Regions from separate parts of the Homo sapiens genome. Here region 2 is linked to region 1. Evidence: read pairs that join two places in POLR2A ChIA-PET (ENCODE). Cell type or tissue: K562. All regions are shown on one strand. Links, peaks and the distances in the headings refer to the core of each region. The heading gives the core; the rest is flanking DNA.

Evidence for each region. Peaks named below come from ENCODE experiments on the same cell type or tissue, not always from the same donor. Only the 100,000 strongest peaks of a DNase experiment are listed, where the experiment ranks them.
Region 2: POLR2A ChIA-PET joins it to region 1 with 5 read pairs; 2 of 35 experiments call an interaction of 5 or more read pairs at or near these places.

Annotation. Positions count from the first base shown.
Region 1 is chr2:234,511,453-234,515,839 of GRCh38, forward strand. No RefSeq gene overlaps it. Among named protein-coding and RNA genes, the nearest start is that of ARL4C, 17 kb to the left of the region's middle. RefSeq lists a cis regulatory region at 1,771-2,320. In K562, for the core only: no CTCF peak of the experiment used is centred there; a DNase peak (open chromatin) is centred at 2,059.
Region 2 is chr2:234,932,413-234,936,799 of GRCh38, forward strand. LOC105373938 (a long non-coding RNA gene) reads left to right here and starts at 277. Exons shown (of 7, transcript XR_007088132.1): 1 at 277-466. RefSeq lists enhancers at 1-362, 2,548-3,048. In K562, for the core only: no CTCF peak of the experiment used is centred there; no DNase peak of the experiment used is centred there; H3K27me3 peaks cover 1,057 bases.

The sequences.
Region 1 (4,387 bases), core at 254-4,253:
TATTTGCTTCTACTGTGCCTTGAACTATGTCCAAATCCCTGTTCAGTTTCCACTGGGTTGTCCCATGGACACCCCTAGACCATTCCAACTAATCTCACCATTGCCCCTACTGAGTCACTCTTCCTCCCCCATTCCTCTTCTTACCTCCTTCACTACCATTGACTCATTCTCACAGCCAGAACCCAGCAGAGAAGTGGGAGGCTGGTGAAGCCCTGCCACACGCCTTTTGATAGAATATCTAAGGACACAGCCTCCAGCTTTAGGAGAGAATAAGCCCATTTCTCTGCATTTGGTTGGGAATGAGCTTGATGGTCTCATCTGGGCCCATAGGTGGTGGGAGCCCTGCTGCCTCTTGGGCCAAGGAGACCACTCAGTAACTTTCCATGTCCTCTCCCCCCAGACAGCATCAAGGATGTCTGGCTGAGGTGAAGGATTCAGCCAGGTATGGCTGGACACTATGGGACCTTGGCCTTTAAGGTGGGTGTGGTAAGGGGAGTTTGGAGAAAATCCTGGCCCATCAGAAGTCCCCACTTTCTACCTACAATACCTGTAATAATAACTTCAATAAATAATAAAGTTAATAATAACTTTAACCCACAATACCTATAATAATAACTTCAATTTAAGGGTGCTATAGAATGACTAATTGTAATGTAATTTGAATGTGAACATTACAAAATTGGAAGTTAGTTGTTAACTAGAACATCACAGTTTATGGTAATGCACAAAATCAACTCCAAGTTGCCTAAATGATGGTAGAGAAGAATATTTCCAAAATATAAAACCTAGGTAGGGGACAAAGATGGAACCCACAAAACATTACCTGTAATGCTCAGTAATAATTGTCCACTGCACAGAGGACAGAGGAGATGAACAGGGCCACCCCCCTGGGCTGAAGGGAAGATGTGACTCCCTGAGCTAGGATGGCCAGTGTGAAGCAGGGAGCAGAAGACCAGCATTTGGACCATTGACCTGATCTACAAAGTTGCAATAGCTCAGTGAGCTCAGTGGATCCAATTAGGCGCATCCCAACCCACAAAGAATGATTTCCCAGACCCCTTTTTCTGGGGTTCCTGATGGCACACCCTCTCACCTGCCTGGGAATCACTAGGGATGCTCGGGAGGATGTGGTCACCTGTGGTGCCATCCTGCCTGCATCTTGCCCAGCCCTAGGGAGTGGCAGCAGAGGCTACCCTGGTTCCAGCCCCTTGCACCGCCCTGGTTCCTAAGACAAGTGGAGGCACAGCCAGGGTGAGAAGGAGCAACAAACACCATTTGAAAGAGGTCTTGAACCCCCACTTTGTTCTTGGACCATCGTTAAAAAGCCTTGGGACAAAACTTTCTAATACAATTGGATAAATCTTAACCAGGATTTTTAGATTTAAGCTTAGCTAAAAAGGCCCATTGGAAGCAAGTAGCCAGCCAGGGGAGTGAGTTATTAGCAGGGTGGCCACTGGGGTCCCAGCCTTCTGCTTTTACTTCCAGGCCTGATGGGTCATCCCAGCAACCCCTGTTGAGTGTGTCCAGGCGGAGACACAGCTGCACACAGTGGGTTAGATGGACTTCCTGGACTAAAGCACAGCTGGAAAGTACCAGATGGTCCAGAGTCTAGCCCCATGATGTCTGGGTAACTAGGTAACGGCAATGGAGAAGCAGCAGAAATCAATGGAGAATAGTGTCTCGGCTACGTCGACCTGTAATTACGGCACTGAGTCATTATTTAGGAAGCTTCCCTAAAGCCTTTCCCTGCTCAAAAACAGCACCAGTTGGTACTCAAGTACAGACTCTCGAATGAATAATATTTGTAATTTTTTGAGTGACATTTCATCAAAAAAATTTGTCCCTGAAAAATTCAAATATCTGTCACAACTAAATGCTCTATTCACTTACTTGGAAAACATAGAAGCGGGAAATGTTTTGTGTTTTATTGGTGACTCACACTTTTCTGGGAAGAGCGTTCAGCTTAGGTTTTCACAGCAATGCTCCTGGAGTCAGTGAGATATGGGCTCTAATTCCACTCAGCGATCTGATGTGGGGTGAGGGCCAGCCGCGCTAGCTGCAGTCTCCCCGTCTGTGACGTGGAGATAATCACAGTGCCTCACTCATGAGGCTGCAGGGACAGCTGTTGGAGCCTGGGCATTTCAGGACTCAGCCCCATGCCTGGAGAAGAGCAAACACTCCACAATATCAGCTCTTGTCATTTTCTCTTGTCACATCAGGCCATATTGTTCATCTTAATTCTGTGCATGCTTATGTTGCATGTAAGTCCCTAAAATAACCCTTTACCAATGTGGCAGAGGTCACTTTTCTGGCCTGTAATTATTTCAATAAATGATTATCTGCAGATTTATCTAAAAATATGTTTCCTGAGTCTATGAGAGAATAACGAGTTGTACTGTCCACTTTCGATGGGAGATTGAGCGTATTTATGGAGTCTATTTAATTCACGTTCCATAGATATGTGAAACTGGTGCATATTGGACATGTATATTCAAATGCCTTCTTTATGAGAGCCCTGGTTTTATCTACCGAAACCTGCAAAAGATCATCTACCTCTGAAGTCCTAAGTATAATTAAATGACTATAAAAATGATTGTTTTGTTACAGTAGTTACCTTGCTTAGCAATTTAGTCAGTACCCCACAGGGGTAAAATGATGTGTTTCTTCTGCCTTTAACTTTTAAGGCAACATATGAAGTGAGATGTGGTTATGGTGTGTGTGGTGTGGTGTGTAGTATGGAATGTGTGTGTGGTGTGTAGTACTGTATGTGTGTGGTGTGGGGGGGGTGAATGTGTGATGTGGTGTGTAGTATGGAATGTGTGTGTGGTGTGTAGTATGGTATGTGTGTGGTGTGTGGGGGGGTGAATGTGTGATGCAGTGTGTATGTGTGATGTGGTGTGATGTGTATGTGTGGTGTGGCATGTGCTGTGTGGTGTGGTGTGTTTGTGTTTGTGGTAGGTAGAGTGTGTGGCTAGGTGGGGGTTGTGTGTGGGCTAGGTAGTGTGTGCAGTGTGTGTGTGGTGTGGTGTGTGTGCGTGTGGTGTGTGTATGTGAGATGTGGTGTGTTTGTGTGTGTGGTGTGTTTCTGTGTGTGGTAGGTGGTGCATGTGATGTGTTTATAGTATGGTGTGTGTGTGGTGTAGTGTGTGTGGTGTGTGTGTAGTGTGGTGTGTGTGTGGTAGGTTGTGTACCGTGGTGTGTGCATGTGGTGTGTGTGGTGTGGTGTATGTGTCTGTGATGTGGTGTGTATGTTTGTGATGTGTGTGTGGTGTAGTGTGTGTGGTGTGTGTGTAGTGTGGTGTGTGTGTGGTAGGTGCTGCGTGTGGTGTGTGTTTAGTGCGGTGTATGTGTGGTGTGTGTGGTGTGGTGTGTGTGGTGTAGTGTGTATGCGGTCTGTATGTGTGTAGTGTGGTGTGTGTGTGTGGTGTGGTATGTGAGGCGTGGTGTGTGTGATGTGTATGTGTGTGGGGTGTGGTGTGTGTGATGTGTGTTTCTGTGTGTGGTAGGCGGTGGGTATGGTGTGTGTGTAGTGTGGTGTATGTGTGGTGTGTGGTGTAGTGTGTGTGTGGTGTGTGTGTGTGGTGTGGAGTGTGGGATGTGGTGTGTGTGATGTGTATGTGTGTGGGGTGTGGTATATGTGATGTGGTGTATTGTGTGGGGTGTGGTGTGTGTGTGTGGTGTGGGGTGTGTGATGTGGTGTGTGTGTGTGGTGTGGTGTATGTGTGGGTGCTGTGGTGTGTATGTGTGTATATGGTGTGGTGTGCGGAGTGTGGTGTTTGTGATGGGGTGTATGTGTGGTGTGTAGGTGTGTGTGGTCCGTGTGTAAAGGGGTTGTGTTGCTGAGTCAGGGATGGGCATCAGCTGCGCCCCACACCCTCAAGGCCCCGTCTGAGGGATTGGGGGCTGTGTTCCCAGTTCCTCCGGGCGGAGCTGCCTCACTGGGAAGTCCCATGCAGGCTCTACGGACTTTTCCTGAGTGTGTCTCATAGGCCCAAACTCCTGGCCAGGGGCCGAGGCAGCCGTGGCATCGTGCAGAAGAGAGTTAGCACCACAGGCCTGAGGCCGCTGTCCTGTGCTTGCAAGATGGCCCTTGGCTGGTGTCTGGGACCTTCGGTTTGGGGAGGCTTCCCACCACTCCCCAAGCTGGTCAGAGGGCTCACTGTGCCTCCACGGTTTGTACGAACAATACGGTTTATGTTGAGTACCTGCTTTCCTTCTGGGAGTCTGGAATGTGAGTGTGTGCCAGGCAGAGGTGTCATGTGGCCAACCCAACAAAAACCCTGGGCACTGAGGCTCTAGTGAGCATGCCTGGTATAAAAGCTTGCACACATGTCACAGCTCATTACCGGGGGAGTCGGGCACTTCCTGGGTGACTGCTGGGTGAGAA
Region 2 (4,387 bases), core at 249-4,248, 420 kb after region 1:
CTGATGCCCATGTTTTGTTTTATACTTTTAAAAAATGTGTTTAAATGTTTAAATGAGCAAATTATTTGGAAGTTGCCTTGTGCTTTCTGATGCTGCTTTGCGGCACATTAAGAGTCTTGACATTAGGCCATCATTCATTTCCTCTTTCATTCCGCCAACATTGATTCCGTGTCAGGCATGTGGGAGACGGCGCAGACACAAAGGCAAACAATCCCAAACACAGGCTTTGCCCTCCTTGTACGTTGAGACAAAGGAAGCAGAAATGAGCCTGGGATCACAGTCTGCGCTGAGCAGCATGGAGCAAACAGGGCGTCCCCTTCTCAGTGACAGAGGGACTTGGGCTGACCAACCGTCTTGGCTTCCCTGGGACTGTCCCAGCTCAGCACTGAAAATCTCATGCCGATGAAAACCCCCGCAGGCCTGGGCAGATGGGAACCTTGGTCACTCTTGCAGAAACTTGAGTCAGGTAAGGGTGGTAAACAGACAAATGGAAGTGGGGTATGGAGGTGGGTGACAGATTGGATCTGGGCCTGAGATGTGAATCAAGGATCATTAGCATATAGATGATCATTAACTGTGGGCGTGTGGATGAGGTCCCCTAGGGAGACAGTGTTGATTTCCTCCCTTATCATGCAGAGCAAGCAGACCTCCCCTTTCCCAGGGAGGATTTTCGCTTTGAATCCCGGCTGATGCTAATATATCCCCGCTCACTTCCTTTCTGGTTCTCATGTACCTGGTACTATATGTTTGCCTTTAATTCTTTCCCTCTGTCATCATGTCATGGGTCTGATTTGTAAGCAGCCTATTATTGGATTTTTGTTTTTAAATTCAATTTGCTTCCTTTTACTTATTGAATTAACCCATTTATACCCATCAACATTGTTTCTCTTCAGTTTTGCTTCTGTAATTGTTTCCTCTCTGCTGTGTTTGGTTTTGTTTGAGTGAGGTCTTTTTCTCCCCCTTTTATTTTCCTGTATAGACTTTCGTACTGATTTGTGAGGTAAATATTCTTTTAATCTAACAATTATTACACGAAAAAAATTGTTTTGAAACAGGGTCTGATTCTATTGCCCAGGCTGGAGTGCGGTGGCGTGATCTCAGCTCACTGCAGACTTGCCTCCCAGGCTCAGGCGATCCTCCCACCTCAGCCTTCTGAGTAGCTGGGACTGCAGGCACACATCGCCATGCCCACCTAATTTTTGTATTTTTTAGAGAGACAGGGTTTTGCTACGTTGCTCAAACTGGTCTCAAACTCCTGAGCTCAAGTGATCCTCTTGCCACGGCCACCCAAAGTGTGCTGGGATTACAGGCATGAGCCACTGTGCTTGGCCTACATGAAAATATTTTAAAATGTACTTTTTTTTTTTTTTTTTTGAGGAAGAGTCTCACTCTGTCACCCAGGCTGGAGTGCAGTGGCGTGACCTTGGCTCACTGCAGCCTCTGCCTCCTGGATTCAAGCAATTCTCCTGCCTCAGCCTCCCGAGTATCTGGGACTACAGGCACGTGCCACCATGCCTGGCTAATTTTTTGTATTTTTAGTAGAGACGGAGTTTCACCGTGTTAGCCAGGATGATCTCGATCTCCTGATCTCGTGATCCGCCCGCCTCGGCCTCCCTAAGTGTTGAGATCACAGGCGTGAGCCACCGCACCCAGCCTAAAAATGTATTCTTAAACTTAATGGAAACTAACTGTCAAAGTCAATAAGGAAAGGAGCCTTGTAATAACCTTATAAGGAAAACAGTAGATTTCGAAGTTTTCTTCCTTACCTCCCCACCCCTACCCAAATTAATCTGCATCTGTAAACATCATCATTTTCATATTTCTCTGCAAATCATTTCTTTCAACAATGACAACAAAGTACTTTTAAAAATCGTGTCTTAAAAGTTGCATGGCTTTATCTCCATATGTTCAACTCGGGTCACTGCCTGCCCTCTCCAGCCATGATTTCCTCATGTTGGAATTCTATTTTCGGTCTGATTTGTATTTCATTCTACAAATCTTTTTTTTTTTTTTTTTTTTTTTTTTTTTTTTTGAGATGGACTCTTGCTCTGTCGCACAGGCTGGAGTGCAATGGCATGATCTGGGTTCACTGCAGCCTCTGCCTCCCAGGTTCAAGCAGTTCTCCTGCCTCAGCCTCCCAAGGAGCTGGGATTACAGGCACCCGCCACCATGCCTGGCTAATTTTTGTATTTTTAGTAGAATTAGGGTTTCGTGATGTTGGCCAGGCTGGTCTCGAACTCCTGACCTGAAGTGATCCACCCGCCTCAGCCTCCCAAAGTGCTGGGATTACAGGCGTGAGCCACTGCGCCCGGCTCATTCTACAAATCTTTTGATTATTGGTTTTGCCCCGTCTCCATTCTGGACTCTCTGAAATGTTATCATCATATTTTTCAGAGCTGTCCTGGCGATAGTGTTGTCTCTCTGACCATCTACGTCTGGTTGTCCCTTTATAACACAACCATCTGTGGCCCTTCCATCTGCTCCCAAACCTCAGTTTTCCAGCCTGAGGACTGCATTCCCACTTCACTTCCTGGGCACACATCAACTTCCTGTTTCTGTGTTCTGCAGAGATGCTGAGAAAACTCGGGAGCATGGGAACCTCCTCCAAGGCTCCACCACTGCCTTGTCTGGAAGTCTCCTTCACAAATGGGAAGGGGTTGGATATCCTGGTCTTCTTCCTTCCAAACTGATTCTTTTTTTGTGTGTGTGTGACACGGAATCTCACTCTGTCACCAGGCTGTAGTGCAGTGGCCCGATCTCGGCTCACTGCAACCTCCGCCTCTTGAGTTCAAGTGATTCTCCTGCCTCAGCCTCCCAAGGAGCTGTGACTGACTACAGGTGTGCACCACCATGCCCGGCTAATTTTTTTGTATTTTTAGTAGAGACGAGGTTTCACCACGTTGGCCAGGATGGTCTCAATCTCTTGACCTTGTGATCCACCCACCTGAGCCTCCCAGAGTGCTGGGATTACAGGCGTAAGCCACTGTGCCTGGCCCCAAACTGACTCTTTACCTCCAGTGGCCGGGTTTGCCTGGAGAGCAGGTTTCCTGGTGGGGAACAGGAAGGGCTGCCTCTGTGTTGACAGCCTGACAAGTGGAGAGCAGAGGCAGCCGAGGGAAAGGCGAAGCCCAGGTCCACAGGCCAAGGTAGGGACTTCAGACAGCACAACACTGTAATAAGAGGCACCCCTGACTCTCACCAGCCTCAGTCACACTAGCAAGTGCAACATACAATGTGTGAAAATCCATACTTATGGAGGCCAGCTTTATCAGAGCCTACTTATGGGGAGAGGGGAGCAGTAGAGGGGCTGAGGCAGAGAGAGACTGACCCGGCGGTGCACCGCTGCCTCCACAGAGAGGGCACAGGCCCTGCCTGCTTCCTGCCCCCACTGCCACCTCTAGACTCTGGCGACCATCTCAGATGCTTCTGCCTCTGAAAAGGCACCTCCAGGTGCCCATTCAGACTGTGCCCTGTCATTTATCTGGCTGTTGCACCTCAAAACCAATAAACAATGATTTGGAGGGGGAAAAAAAGGAAAATATCTTGGTCTCCTTCTAGCTCCTCCCTTATCTTGATCCACTCATAGCCAGTTTCTTCTCTTTTTTAAAAATCTTAATAGCTTTGAGAGTACAAGTTGTTTCTGGTTACACGGATGAATTCTGTAGTGGTGAAGTCTGGGACTGAGAACACCCATCACTTGAGCGGTGTACACTGTACCCGATGTGTACTCTTTTGTCCCTCACCTGCCTCCCACCTGCCCCGGAGTCCACAAAGTCCATTAAATCACTCTGTATGTCTTTATGCATAACAAATTTCTTAAAAACATCCTGACCCCTAGTCACCCACTCTCACCTCCCAGTCTGCCCTCCGCCCTCTGCCCCTCTGTCATGGCTAAAGCAGCCCATGCTCTTCCTGTTGCCAAACCAACAGGGGTCCTTTGCTTTTCTCTTTTTTGCCATCCCACTCACATCTGACATGGCTGACCCATCTCTCCTACTTGAAATCTGTTCTCTCCTGGCCTTTGGAGGCTGGGCTACCTTGACTTCCCTTCTGTTTCCCCAAGGGTACCTTCTGAGTCTTCCCTTGACTCCCTCTGGACACTCACTCATTCCCTCCACAAATATTTCTGGGGCACCAACTTGTTCCCAGGGAGTGTTTAGGCCCAGTGGATATGGCAATCGCCTCTCCTCTGGAAGAACTTACATTTCAATGCAGAGCGAGGGCGGAGAGCAAGGAACAAGTGACAAATAAATGAATGCTTAAGTATGTACCACAAAGACAGGTGATGATAAACACTGGGCAGCAAAAGAAAAGGAGGCGAAGCTGATGGAGAGTAACAGTTAGGAGAGGGCTCTACCTGGATTAGGGTGATCAGAGAGGGAGGCTG